Linked DNA regions of Homo sapiens: region 2 is linked to region 1. A link is a contact called in ENCODE Hi-C or POLR2A ChIA-PET data. All regions are on one chromosome and are shown on one strand. The core of a region is the stretch at or near the end of the contact, and the rest is flanking DNA. Distances in the headings are between cores, read along the strand shown. Region 1 overlaps LINC01942 (long intergenic non-protein coding RNA 1942). Region 2 overlaps CPEB4 (cytoplasmic polyadenylation element binding protein 4).

Region 1 (7,229 bases), core at 2,642-5,141:
ATGGAGTTTTGCTCTTGTTGACTAGTCTGGAGTGCAAAGGCACAATCTTGGCTTACCGCAACCTCTGCCTCCTGGGTTCAAGCAATTCTCTTGCCTCAGCCTCCCAAGTAGCTGGGATTACAGGCGTGCGCCACCACATCCCACTAATTTAGTATATTTAGTAGAGACGTGGTTTCTCCATATTGGTCAGGCTGGTCTCGAACTCCCAACCTCTGGTGATCTGCCCGCCTTGGACTCCCAAAGTCCTGGGATTCAGGCATGAGCCACTGTGCCCGGCTAGATGTCCCTTTCAATAATGGGGAACCAAACCAGAGGCAGTCACATCTGCTAGCGAAAGGTGCTATTTTGAATAACTTCAGGATAGATATTTGTAATGCAGACATACCTGGCAGTCTTACATTTTTTTCTATTAATACAACAAAGTAGGGTTTAACAAACATCAACAAGCAAATAAAAATAAATAAATACATAGGTAAATGTAATGGTCTTGTAATGGTTTGCGGCTGCATTTGCCTTCACTAAATGTCCTATCTGTTGTACATATAAATTGGTTGGAAGGCCCCATAGGGTAGGAGGCTCTCATTTATTGAGTGCTTAATATATGCCTGGCCTCACGCTTTCACCGGATGTCTCACTGAATCTCTATATCATTCCCATTTTTTTTGCACAAATTAAAGCACCAAGACTCGAGTGCATTGAGTGGCTCGTACAGGACCACACTGATAAGGAATAGAGCCAGGATTCAACCTGGGCTGGCCTGGTCTGAACCCAAGCTCATCCTTTGGATCTAAACCTTTGGTTCTCAAGCCTGGCTCCACACTGAAAGTCCCTGGGGAGGCTAACATAATCCTCCACCACTGCCACCCCAGGGGGTCTGAAGTAGCTGGCCAGGGATGTGGCCCCCGCACTGGGTTTTCCAAACCTTCCCAGGCGACTCAAATTTGCAGTCAGGGTGAAAGGGCCCTGCTTTAACCCCATTTCACAAGTTGTTGTACTGCTTCCTCGCTCAGAAAGCCAGGGAGCTGTTAAGAGCTGACGTTTCCTTCCTGATTTCTACTTTACTAATCCCAGGTTTCCACCTGTGAGGTAGGGAAGGGAAATATACCTGCGATCCCTTAAAAATGTTTTTAAAAAGACGGGATCGATGGAGTGTGAACTGTGACCTGGACTCTGTGCTAATTGGGCTCCCTGAATGGTTTTTAACTTCATTCTTACAACAATTCCTCATTTACAGAGGAGGAAACTGAGGCCCGGAGGGGTGGAGTCATTTGCACTGGTTGCAGAGTTGGTGGCAGCAGGATTCAGACTCAGGGTCTCATCTTCCCTCTGATATTGGTAACCTCTCAGCCCGCTGTGTGCTCACCAACACACACATCTGCCTGCGCATGTTCAATTTCTGTCTATTGAGGTTGTGACGTGGGCCTGAGAGGTGTCAGGGATGTGAGTGTGTGAAGGGTGAGGGCTGGGGGTCTCCACACCAGCCTCCAGGGCCCCAGGGCAGAGTGTGCTCAGCTGGACTGAGAAGGGGCAGGAGCTGGATGGGGCCACTGTCCATCCCTAAGACCGGGCTCCTCTCTCAGCAGGGTCGCCTCTGCCATCCCTCTGGGCCTATGCAGGTTTGGCTGCGTCAGGTGACCAGGTGTGTGGTGGGGGGGAGGATGTGGAAGAACAGAGCAACTCCAAACTCCTTTGCCATCACTAAAGGGCCCTTCCTGCCTTTAGTTTTAGACCGTTGTATTCAATGTGAAGGTTGTTGCTTATAACAGGATAACGGTCATTTAAAATGTTAAAAGTAAGCATATTACCATTTGTTGAGAGTTTGCTACATGTAGGAAGCAAGAATGAGCAAGTGGTAAGAGTCAACACTGTCTTTCCATCCTCATAACATGCCAGGGAGGACGGTAAAATTATGCCCATTATCCTGATGAGGAAAACTGAGGCCCGCAACTCACATTACTTTCTTCAGATAATTGCACAGCTAGGAAATGGCAGGGCTGTGATTTTTACCTGTGCTATTAAACATTTGCCAACTCTGCTGCAAAAGGGAGACTGCTTTTTCATCTGGCCTTGACTCTTCAGCCAGCCACCTTCCTGCCTATGCCTCCCAGCTTTGGAGAAATTATAGGTGTAGCCTGTGCTTTGGGTTTTGTGCAAGGGCTCGCAAAAGTATGCTTGCTGGTCTCACACCCTGAATCATAGTTTAGCATTTAAAGTTGGAAACAATCTCTGTGGTCATCTAAATTTAATCTTTTTGCTGGCAGTTAGGGAAACTAAAGCTCAGGAAGGAAAAGTTCTGGACTGGGGCTTGAACCCTGGTCTCTAGACTTTGCATCCAGTTCTTCATCTATTAGAAGCCTCCTAGGTTCATTCATTCATTCAATTATTCACTCATTCATTTGTTCAGTCCCTTGAGCAGCATTTCAGTGAGTTTGCCTATATCATTTCACTTGATTCTCAAAAAATAAAAACTCATGAGATCAGTTACATTGTAGCTGATGAGACAAAGATGCAGATGAGGAGACTGAGTTTCAGAGAGGTGAAGCAAGTGGTCCAAGATCCCAGCAGGCAAGTAGCAGAGGTAGAATTTGAAGCCAGGTCTTTGGAGAAAAGGGAGGCAGCTGGGGAGTCGGATGAGGCAACCAGTTGGAGCTGGGTAGTCAGGGCAGCCTTGGCCTTTGGTGAGCTTCGCCTCCATTTTGGGAGTGAGGGGTGAAGGAAGTCACAGGGCTAGAGTTGCAGGTAGGGGTTGAGCTGGGCTGGTGGGTGAAGGGAGGCCATGGAAACAGATATCCCTGATGTAGGACCATGAGAGGGTCGCGGGATGGCCTTCCTGAGATGCCTCCAGGCAAGAATCTGAGGAGACCACACTGAGCACTGCCATCTATGGAACCATACCAGGGCCCCATGGCTGGGCTCAGCACCTCCTAGGAGTGGCACCAGGTCTGCATTCATTGGGTAGGACTAGGGAGGGGCTCAGAGAGGAGGACAGGTGCAGTGACCTGGTGGTTCACATCCAGTCACTCCTACCTATTCCGAAGTGTTGAATTCACAGCATCGAAGGGCTTATAGCTTATCCAGATTATTGGGACCAGCATTTCCCAAAGTGTGTGTGTAGGGGGGGCAATAGATGGGGGTGATTACTTGGGGTCTGCGAGGACAGGGAGATGGTGCATAAGCCTGGTTCTAAATAACATGTTAAGCAGTGAGGATTGCAGTCCCTCTTCAGTTCTCCTTCAAGCCTGTGATCACGCAGGGAGAAGGGTCTCACCTGGGTGCTGGCGTTTCTTTAACACGTCCCCTAACACTTGCCAGTCTCCTTTCACCCACCCTCCAAGTGTTTAGGAAGGACCAGCCTCTAACTAAAGCCTGTAACCTTCCTCATTCAGTTTTCATTTTACTTCTACTGTTACCTTCTATCAGTGGCAAATGGTCCCAGCTCATTAATGACAGTAACATTATAAAGACCTCCTTTAGGTTAGTGATTTAGGTTTTAAGAGGTTGCTGTTTGGGAGACAAGTATTAAGTCATGAATGCTGCAGGCTTCCTAGGCTGTGGCAATGTTGTGGAATAGAAGGAAAGTCAGTGCAGGTGGGAGGCATTGAGCCTGCTGGCCCTCCACTCTGCAAATGGAGTGTAGAGACAGGGCGGGGTTTGCCCCGAAACGTGCAGGAAGCCAGTCCTCCAGGCTGCCAGCGGACACCTCCCCTACTACCTTTTTCTTCCTGAGGACCTGCAATGCCTCCCTCTGCACCCTCTGTCATTTACACACCTGGAAATGTGTCCTCTTTATCCCAGCCTCTTCAGACATTGCTGCAAGTTCTGATCTTGCCTCATACTTGAGAAGCCCTCAGTCTTTCGGCAGATGGCCTGCTGGCGTGTAAGCAGGAAGGTAAACGCCCCCAGTTTCCATCCCTCACAGCAGGCACCTGTCTGCCCTCTCACGGGACTCCCACTTCCTGGCCAGGCTGCTATGGAAATTCCACTCAGTGTCCAGAACTCACCTGTAGCCTCACTTTCTCTAGTACCATTTCCTGGGGCCCCAGGGTGAAGGCACCCCCGCTTTGCTCTCAGCCCCCTGCGACTCCCACAGCACTTCCCACAGGATAGCGTGACTATCTGGTTATGGGTCCATCACCCCATTTTATTGTGCACACCTTGAGGCAAGTACAGGGCCTTCCTTAATTTGACATTCCCAGGACCTGGGCCTGACCCGTGGAAGGTCCATGGTGAAGACTGTTGAACAGTAATAATAGTTGTAACAATTGCCATTCACTGAATACTCCTTGCATTAGACACTGCGTGATGGACTTTATTTATATTATTTTATTGAATCCTCATAGCAGCCTCAATAATTAAGATCAAACACTATCCCCATTTTTATGAATGAGGACACTGAGCTCAGAGATGTTTAGTATCTTGCTCAAGGACACTCAGTAAAATACAGAACTGAGGCTTGAAACAAAGCAGCTCTGGAGCCAGTGTTCTCAGGAAGCTAGGGGAGGTGCATGGGGCGGCCACACACACACACACACACACACACACACACACACACACGCGCGTGCGCGCGTGCTCATACACCCATACTGAGACTGGAGTGATGAATGCACAGGTGTCTTCCCTGCCTCTCCTCCCCCTCTGTTTGCTGTTTGCTCCCACAGCCTCTGTACCTTCCGGGCCCCTGGCTGTGGCTGCCTGTGGGTGCTGCCGCCCTCGCCCTGCAGGCTGGCCTGGCTGCCCACCGGGAGCCCATTAGTCAAGTCATCCTAGGCAGAATTATGCCTTCACCGAAATGATATCCAGGCCCAGCGGCTGGGCTTGTGTGCAAATTTGTGCTGATTTGATTAGTTTGTTTAGTCATCGCTGCTGATGAGAGCGGGCCACGGCCACCAAATGACATTCTGCTGCCTGCAACTCTGTAATCGCTTTTGGAAGGGATATTATGTTAATATCTCACACGAGAGTCTCCGATCATGCAGGACGATGGGCGGCCAGGCCTGGGCCATATGGTGCATCCGAGGCCCTCCTTTGTAATCCTGGGTAATTGAAATCCTCTGCCTTATTCAAACTTGGAAAGCCCACCATATGATGGGTAGCAGAGGGCCCTTTGGCAATTTACTTGCCAGTCCTTTTGGGGACTTTCTTTGGGGTATGATGGCAGTATGAGCGGAGATTTATGCCAGAGAAACTTGACCATTTTTAGAAACAAAAATCTCTGGCGCTGGGCGCTGTCGCTCATGCCTGTAATCCCAGTACTTTGGGAGGCCGAGGCAGGCGGATCACGAAGTCAGGAGTCGAGACCATCCTGGCTAACACGGTGAAACCACGTCTCTACTAAAAATACAAACAAAATTAGCGGGGCGTAGTGGCGGGTGCCTGTAGTCCCAGCTACTCGGGAGGCTGAGGCAGGAGAATGGCGTGAACCTGGAAGGCGGAGCTTGCAGTGAGCCGAGATTGCTCCACTGCACTCCAGCCTGGGTGACAGAGCAAGACCTTGTCTCAAAAAAAAAAAAAAAAAAAAAAAGAAACAAAAACCTCTGGCACCTGATGGTTTAAGAAGAAAACAATAACCACAACAGCAATAATAGTAACTTCTAGTTAGCAAGCAGTTCTAATGTTCCAGGCGCCCAGATCAGGGCTTTACATAAGCTGAGGTGCTTTAGGGCAATCTGTCAGTCAAGTATTACTCCCATTTGGAGGATGAGAAAGCTGAGCCTCAGAGAGACCAACCAGCTTGCCTGAGGCCACTGGCGAAAAGTGGAGATAACAGGACTTCTCCCTTGTTTGTCTGACCACAAGCCTTGCTATAGTCAGACTCAGCTTGCAGGGTTTTTGAGAATATCAACAACCCCCAGACAGCTACCACTTAATGCAGTGCTTGGCAAGCTTCAGCAAGTGTCAGAAATCCCTGGTGGTCTCATTAAGGCATAAATTGCTGGGTCCCACCCCCAGAGTTACTGATTCAGCAGGTCTGAGGTGGGACCCAGGAATTTGCATTTCTAACAAGTTCCCAAGTGATGCTGGTGCTGCTGGTCCCGGGATCACACTTTGAAGACCACCAGCCTAGCCGATCCTTACTGTAAGTCCAGTACTGCCCAAATAGGAGAGGTAGGTATCCTCACTTTCATCTTTTTTTTTTTTTTTTGACAGAGTCTCGCTCTGTCGCCCATGCTGGAGTGCAGTGGCGCGATCCTGGCTCACTGCAAGCTCTGCCTCCCAGGTTCACGCCATTCTCCTGCTTCAGCCTCCCGAGTAGCTGGGACTACAGGCACCTGCCACCACGCCTGGCTAATTTTTTTGTATTTTTAGTAGAGACGGGGTTTCACCGTGTTAGCCAGGATGGTCTCGATCTCCTGACCTCGTGATCCGCCCGCCTCGGCCTCCCGAAGTGTTGGGATTACAGGCGTGAGCCACCGCGCCCGGCCTTTCACTTTCATTTTTCTGATGAGGAAATGGAAGCTTGGATAGGTGAATTTGCTTTCCTAGTGTCTTTTACCTAGGACATAGGATGTGAAAGGAGGTGACTGTGTCCACAGCCAGAAAGTTTGTAAAACTAGAACTCAGCCCAGGTTTCCTGATTTACCATCCAAAGAGGTGGCCTCGGGGAGGTGGTGTTACATTTTAATTTTGCCTCTGCCAGAAAACTGGAGGGTGTGTCAATGCTCGTTCCTAACGGCTTGCCTCATGGTCCCGGGAGGTCGCTCACATTCTCCTGCAGGACTTGGTGTGGCCGGCATGGCTTGGGCCATGGTGGGCTCCTGTTGTGTGGACTTGCAGGGCAGGCCAGGTCTCGCTGTGAAGCTACCCTGTGCTTGCAGGCAAGGACACCAAGCTGGGATAGAACCCTGGGCAGGTGAAGAGCTGGGAGGTTTGGGGCCGAGTGCATGGGCTTTGCTCAGTTCCGCTGTCCAGGATACTGCATGCTCTGCAAGGAGGCAGGTGACTGCTAATTAGAGGTCCCCGTTCCTTACCTAATGGTCAAGGTCTGCCCAGGCTGGCCAGAGAGATAATCATTGTTCAACCTCCCTTTATTCCCCTCCCCTCCTTGCCCTCCACTTCCCAACCAGGTGAAAGAAAAAGAGACTTGGTAATTCACTGAGCATCACCCAAGACCGGGCGCAGACCTACACCCTGGCGTATAAAAGACGTAGTACTCACGTCATTCCTGTTTCACAGATGCACAGACTTACTCTTGGAGAGGCTCCTCCCAAAAGTCACCCAGCTGGTAAGTG
Region 2 (7,229 bases), core at 3,242-5,741, 260 kb after region 1:
TCACAAATACTATGTGTACGTCTTTCTAGCGTTTTCCTCACTTTAATGAAGATTTTACCCAATATTATCCTTAACTTTATATATGGTACTCTCCAAAGTAGACTGAATCGTGTATATACATGTACAGGTACATTGCATACTGTTTTTTCTTTCTGGAAAAGTTTATCATAAAATTTAGTCTTTAGGAAGAGGAGCAACTGGCATGTTTTGATGACTCTGGCAAAGCAGCAGTTTATTATCACTCAGCCAGCACCCAGTGAATGATGATAGTGCAGAATGGAGTTGTCAGTGGGCCCAGCTTAAGCAAATAACATCTGTGGAGCTTCTCCTGAAGTCTTGTGGTTGTCTAGGTCAGAAACTTTCGAAGAGTTCCTGTGGTCTGGACTCTTTCTGCTTGACTTGTTTATGTTCCCTGCCAATCCCCATCCGTATTTGAATTTGGGACCTCTGACCTAGGACTCTGTTGGTGTGCATATTTGGGAATACACTGCTGTCAACCCATAGCCTTTGGTGTGGGCATTTGTGACAGTTAGAAAATGTGAACAGTTTTAAATGAGGTACATGATTCTTGATTGACTTATCTAATGGATACACTGAAGTATTTGTCATAAAAAAAAATCTATTGCAAATATCATCAGTATTTTTACTTTGAAAACCATTTTGAAATAATGCATCAGATTTGATAGTATCAGGAGTAGTTTGCATTTCCTAGACATACACTGATTGGACACACAATTCTTGTTTACTTAGTATTGTATATTGATTGGCATTGGATACCATGCTAAAAATTTAAATTATGTAGATATTGAGGCATTGGACAGACTAAAGGCCCAAATAAGCTGAAAAACAGTGAATTAACTTACAAATAATTGTGGACATGTTAAGTAATTTGGCTTATAATAGACAATCAAATTGAACTTTCCACCTTGGTTTAGTTTACTTCTAAAAATGAAACGATGGGTTGGGATACACTGTTTTTAAATCTTCTAGTTTCCCAGCTTTATTGACTTGTAATCATAGGATTATTGCTTTTAAAAATACTTTGTAATAATTGTTAACTTTTTTGCCCATGAATTGTCTGTATTGAGAATGAGACATTTTGGTTTGTACATTCCCTAGGTCCAGATTCGGCCTTGGAATCTCAGTGACAGTGACTTTGTGATGGATGGTTCACAGCCACTTGACCCACGAAAAACTATATTTGTTGGTGGTGTTCCTCGACCATTACGAGCTGGTATGATTAAACAAACGACAAACTCTCTACCCTATAGCGCAAGAAATATGAAGATCTTCAGGATAAATTTTTCCTAAGAATTGGAGTTAATATCCAAGAGTGAGAGTTCTAGAATCAAAATATCTGGGTTTGAATTCATGTGTTCTAATAGTTAAGTGACCTTGGACAAATTCCATGACTTTTCTAATTCCCAGTTTCCCCATCTGTCAAGTAGGGATGAAAAGCGTTTCATCCCTAGGATGAAATAACACCAGAAAAAGTATTTCCTAGTGTTATTTTGAGGGTTGAATTAGACGACCAGTGCAAAGTACTTAGTCTAGTGTTGCATAATGCTAATTATTACGCTCATCATTGTCTGAAAAGAAAAAAAGTCCTTCAAGAATAGATTCTGTATTGAGATTGTCAGTATTTGTTTCCCACATCCTCATTTGCTCAACAGCGACTGACTGAGCTCTGGGATATAATAGACTTCCCAGCAATGCATCAGATTTTTAGGGTAGTACTTACAGAACAAATTAAATTCCTAACTTCAAGTAATTTGAGGTTTAATAATATACATGAGATAAAAAGACATAACATGAACAGGAATGTAGCTGCACGATTTTAACACTTCATAAAGAAGAAAATGCAGTCATTATTTCAAGGTTTTTTTAAATGAAAAATTGGTGAACTGACTGTGGGGAAAGAGTTTTGATGGAAATAAGCCAGGAGGGCCCACAAAGAGTCTACCAGTTAGTTTTCTAGTGTTCAAGTAATTATTACATTAATCAATACATTATTAACTGGTAAATCTATGGCAGCAACATGGCACAGAGCAGGCAAACATGGGAGTACTATCACTTAATGACCTGTGACCTTGGACAGATGGATCACCCTTTCAGCACCTCAATTTCCTCAGGAAATTACTACCTACTTCATATAGTTGTGAGAAGAATAAAGAGAACATACTAGAAAACACCTAGCAACCCCTTGCCCACAATTAAAAGATTAAGGCTTAACACAATGGATGACTGGTTGTAGTAATGTTTCATTTTAATAATTATTATAATGATGTGAGCTCAGAGTACAGATGAATTGCTTTTGATGAAACGGTTGGTGAGCCAGATGAATTTTCCTGATTTTAAATATCCTCCTTGTTCCTTTCTTAATTAGTGGAGCTTGCGATGATAATGGATCGGCTATATGGAGGTGTGTGCTACGCTGGGATTGATACCGACCCTGAGCTAAAATACCCAAAAGGAGCTGGGAGAGTTGCGTTCTCTAATCAACAGAGTTACATAGCTGCTATCAGTGCCCGCTTTGTTCAGCTGCAGCATGGAGAGATAGATAAACGGGTAAGCCTTATACTACATTTTGGAAAATTCTAGAAATGGTCCTCTAAATGTGTGATTACCAATATTAGAACGGGAGCATTTTATGACAATAAAGTGACAGCTGACAATTTTGCCTATAGAGTTAATTATGGTCTATAATACATGAAATAATGTCCTATGAATTTCTTTTATCTTTCAGTTTTTTGAGTAGCCTAATCAGAACACTACAATTTACTTGAGTTAATTTAATCTTCTCTAACTTCCATTCAATCTCAATCCATCCGTCCATTCATTCACTTAGTTTGTAAGTCATTCAATAAATATTTACTGAATCCTTTGTTCTGTGTTATATCAAGTATACAAACAGGAATGCCCTTGAGGTTTCCTGCCCTTTTTTTTGTTTGTTTTTTAATCCTGGGACATAGGGAAGACCTCAGCAAGCCCTATTTCTCAATGAATTGTACTCACAGATTTCTTTTTTTTTTTTTTCTTTTTCCACAGCCGCCACCTCTCACCGATTTATTCCTTAGCTTGGTGTTTCATGTATTCAACAAACGTTTTAGTGCTTAGGGCAAGAAGTTCCTGTCCTCATGAGTTTATTTCCTAGCAGATAGAACTGTATCACTTGCCAGTACTACTCAGAGTGTGGCCTGTGGACTGACCTCCAGTCTGTAAACTTAGTTTGTAGTGAGATAGGAATTTAGACCAGAATGTGTAATCAACCACATTACTGGGCACAATGTTTGGTCCAGCTGGCGATTTTTTTTTCATAGAAAGCCTTTATTGATGAGGGAAGCAATATATTGATTTATATTTTGGGGTCACCTTTTTATTTCATGGCACACTGGCACTTTCATGCATGCTGACTTTGATATCCATCACTCTGAGGCATTGTGCTAAAATAGATTGATTTTATCGTGTTGTTCTCAATTCAAGATGTAAAAATCATCAAGTCAGTAGCAGTTTTTGCTTTTTATGTTTCATGTCATGTACAGTCTACTTCACTGGCAGTAAAAAAATTTAAGATAGTGGTGGTCATCCTACAAACTGTGAATCTATTAAAGAGAAAAGTATCTGTTCTATTCTAAGCATGGGGGAGGGACAAGATTAGTATGTTAACATGCCTACTTTGTTTGTTTGAGATGGAGTCTCTCTCCGTCACCCAGGCTGGAGTGCAGTGGTACAGTCTCAGCTCACTCCAACCTCTGCCTCCCGGGTTCAAGTGATTCTCCTGCCTTAGCCTCCCGAGTAGGTGGAATTACAGGCATATACCACCATGCCCAACAAATGTTTGTATTTTTAGTGGAGACAGGGTTTCACCGTGTTGGTCAGGCCAGTTTCAAACTCCTGACCTCAAGGGATCCACCTGCCTCACCCCCTCAAAGTGCTGGGATTACAGGCATGAGCCACCCACCATGCCTGGCCTACTTGGTTTTTTATGCACACTAAAAAATACCTACATCTCACTGCCTTATTCCAACATAAGTTTCAGAGCTGTGGGATTGGTCATTAGAAATTCAGACTGAATTTGTGTTCCTCTGCAATGAAATCCTTTGCCCAGTGTTCATGTCACTCTGTAGACATTATGGAGCAGCCTAGAGGCCAGAAGCCCAGTGCTCTCCTTATGCCTGCTCTTCCTGGGCTTCGTGACACTCTTCTTCTCCTTTTGTACTTTTATTTTTTTAGTTAAAAAATTTTTTTTAGAGGGAGGGTCTCACTCTGTCACCCAGGCTGGAGCACAGAATCACAATCATGACTCACTGCATGTTCTTCTCCTTTTGTTCATGGCTAATCTTGGTCAGGATTCCTTGTCAGAGCTGGGTGGCACCAGTGCTGGTGACAGCCTGCTGTAAGGGAGTTTCAGCCATGAATCTCTCCAGACTAAAAATAACCAGCTCTTTTCTAGCTGATGAATTAATAACCAGGTGACTGTTAATGCTTGAAAGGTTCACATGACAGGTTGGCCGATAGAACGCTGGAACAGGCCCAGTTTTAGAAATTCACCTCTGACTTTTAGACTCAGGTGAACCATTCTTACTGAGAAAGAACAAAGCAGGGTTTTAGACTGTGAATCCTATGGCTGCATCTTTTTTTTTTTTTTTAACAGAGTTCCAGGTTTGTGATTATAACCCAACATGTGTACACTATAAATAGAAACCACGAGCCAGGCTTTTTACGACAGCTCAGAATCTTGTGACGCAGTAGTCAGGCATCTTCACACCAACTTGAATATTGAAGTGCAGTTGTGTGGAACTTGGATCATCTTAGTTGATTTTGTTTAAATTATGATTCCACATATGACAAAAATCCAGATCCACTAATTAAAATGAGGGTTTATGTCTATGAATAATCTCCTGTGGGTTTAATCTCATAACATTCTAGTCTAAACAGTTGGCTTCACTTCATGATGTCTGCTCAAATCCTTTTTCCTTTAAAGGATGTTTATTTAATAAGAAAAAAATGTAAAATGATAGATAATAAAAGCCTTACTAGGTTCTTAAAAGATGAACTATCCATATTTCAGTAAATGAATAATTAGTCCTTCCTCTTTGGGCACCTTGGAACAGATTCATTCAGATAGTGGGTGGAAATGTACATGTATGGTAAGCATTGCTGGCCTAGTCACTGAAAAATGTAAACTCTTATTTTTGATTGCAGGTGGAAGTTAAGCCATATGTCTTGGATGATCAGCTGTGTGATGAATGTCAGGGGGCCCGTTGTGGGGGGAAATTTGCTCCATTTTTCTGTGCTAATGTTACCTGTCTGCAGTATTACTGTGAATATTGCTGGGCTGCTATCCATTCTCGTGCTGGCAGGGAATTCCACAAGCCCCTGGTGAAGGAAGGCGGTGACCGCCCTCGGCATATTTCATTCCGCTGGAACTAAAGGATAACTGCAGTGCTCATTTTCAGGCCTCAGAATAAGTGCACTCTTCTGTTCATTCTGACCCCTTCCTCAACCTCTTCACGCTGGCATGTCCTTTTGTAGCAGTCTGTAACTTAACTATAGTATAATGAAAAGAATGACCTATAATATAGGTGTTTTGTAGATTCTTGTGTCACTGCAAACAATATGAACTCCTTTTTCGTATTGCCATCGGGTTGCATGGAAGTTTTATTCTCTTGTTTTGCTGGAAACCAAGAGGATCCAAACTTCCTGCAACATTTTCTTAGAGGAGAGAGAGAAATATTAAAAGAGAAATGAAACAATAGAGTATTTTGGGTTTTTAATTAAATTATTGTTAATAATATAACATATAAGAATACTTTTATTAAAATAACCATGCAACAATAACACTATCGGTCTATCTGACAGTTTTTCCCCCAGGGAAGTGCTTTTGCCTTTTCCTTTCTTTTTTTTTTTTTTTTCATCTTTTTTGTCTCTCTCTTTTTTCCATCCCTTTTTAATTTTTTTAACAGCAATGGAGGAAGTTAACAATTTTTAATGGAAAGAGCATGTTAGAGCAAACAAATGCATAAGCAAGACTGAGCAGCATTATAATTAATTTTCAGGGTTTTGAGGCTGAACATAATTTCATTATCCCTCAAAAAGTTACCACCACATCAGAAAAAATAAAAAAAAAATAGTAAAGTAGGCAGAGCTAGGTTTATTTTCTCTTAAACAATTTTTAAAATTCAGAATGTAAAAATTGGGTAAATTTACTACTGAGGGGAGTGCACTTATTTATTTAACTTACTTATCTGGTCAAAGCCCCAGGAAACCTACCAAAGCTAGAATTAATGACAACTGGTGGGAAACCTAGCATTTCCTCTCCTGAAGAATAAATGTATAAATGTTATTTTTGATGTTTATATATAAACTCTATATCCTAATTTACTAATACTCATCAGATGTCAGCCTTTGCTCTCCATTTTGACGTTAAAAAACAACAACAGATCTAGAGATACCTCAAGGATATCATTTTTGATTTTGTGTTACAGTACACTTGTAGCCAAAACTGGAAGACAAAACCAATATATAATTTGGCTGCTGATTGGCTTACTTTTAGATTTAAAGTTACTTTGGGTATCCTGTAATTTAGTTGTAACATAGAAAATGAAAAAACAGTTAAAAAAAGTGAAGTAGTTGCAAAGTGTTTTGCACTGTTGAACTAAGTAACTGTGTAAATCTGTGCAAAGGTACGTATGTTTATCTTACTCTTCCTATAAACTAAAATAACATTACAGTTTCCGAATTTAGCATGGGACATAGTCAGTGTTTGAAGTGCCAACTTCATCAAGTAATGCATGCTTTATTATAAATAAAATTCTAGCTTTGAAAGGCGTTATGTGTTGAACAGTATGCTTCAGGGGTAAATTTAAAATAGTCTCTTGAAGCCCTAGTCATGGAAGTAACTTTTATTTTAATTGACATTCTCTTATTAAATGCCCTATCCATCATTAAAAGGTTTATTATCAGTGGGCAAAACATGAAATAATATGATCGAATGGCAATCTTGCTAGTTGCGCTACCTAACAGTACCATCTTGGATCCTTCAAAACCAAAGACTTGCCCCAGCACTGCTGTGGAACCACCTGGCTTATGACCCCTATGGATGATCTTTAGGAAAAGCAGCCCTTTACTTTTAATACAGGCTTTAATGAACTATACCTGTTAAGTTCCAAAGGTCAAAATGGAGGCATTTGCTGTCTAATATTCAAACATAGAAAGGGAGCTGCTTT

What was found. A loop is a pair of places that touch in the nucleus more often than their neighbours do. ChIA-PET counts read pairs that join two places held with the same protein, here RNA polymerase II (POLR2A). Pooled maps may share reads with other maps.
Region 2: a loop to region 1 is called in a pooled map, with 1.9 times the contacts of the local background. The contact joins two enhancer-like sites. A Hi-C loop is called at or near these places in 1 of 37 single-sample maps with no recorded cell type and 3 of 50 pooled maps. POLR2A ChIA-PET finds 5 or more read pairs at or near these places in 4 of 52 experiments (H1, OCI-LY7, PC-9 and 1 more).

Annotation. Positions count from the first base shown.
Region 1 is chr5:173,694,465-173,701,693 of GRCh38, forward strand. LINC01942 (long intergenic non-protein coding RNA 1942) reads left to right here. Exons shown (of 3, transcript NR_146727.1): 2 at 7,065-7,222. Among named protein-coding and RNA genes, the nearest start is that of LINC01942, 8.6 kb to the left of the region's middle. Within about 2 kb of position 3,892, at least 3 of the 41 ENCODE cell types and tissues checked have a DNase peak (open chromatin) inside an H3K27ac peak, as active enhancers do.
Region 2 is chr5:173,950,705-173,957,933 of GRCh38, forward strand. It overlaps CPEB4 (cytoplasmic polyadenylation element binding protein 4), which reads left to right. Exons shown (of 10, transcript NM_030627.4): 8 at 1,120-1,234; 9 at 2,387-2,568; 10 at 5,206-7,229. The coding sequence ends at 5,433. Among named protein-coding and RNA genes, the nearest start is that of C5orf47, 35 kb to the right of the region's middle. Within about 2 kb of position 4,492, at least 6 of the 41 ENCODE cell types and tissues checked have a DNase peak (open chromatin) inside an H3K27ac peak, as active enhancers do.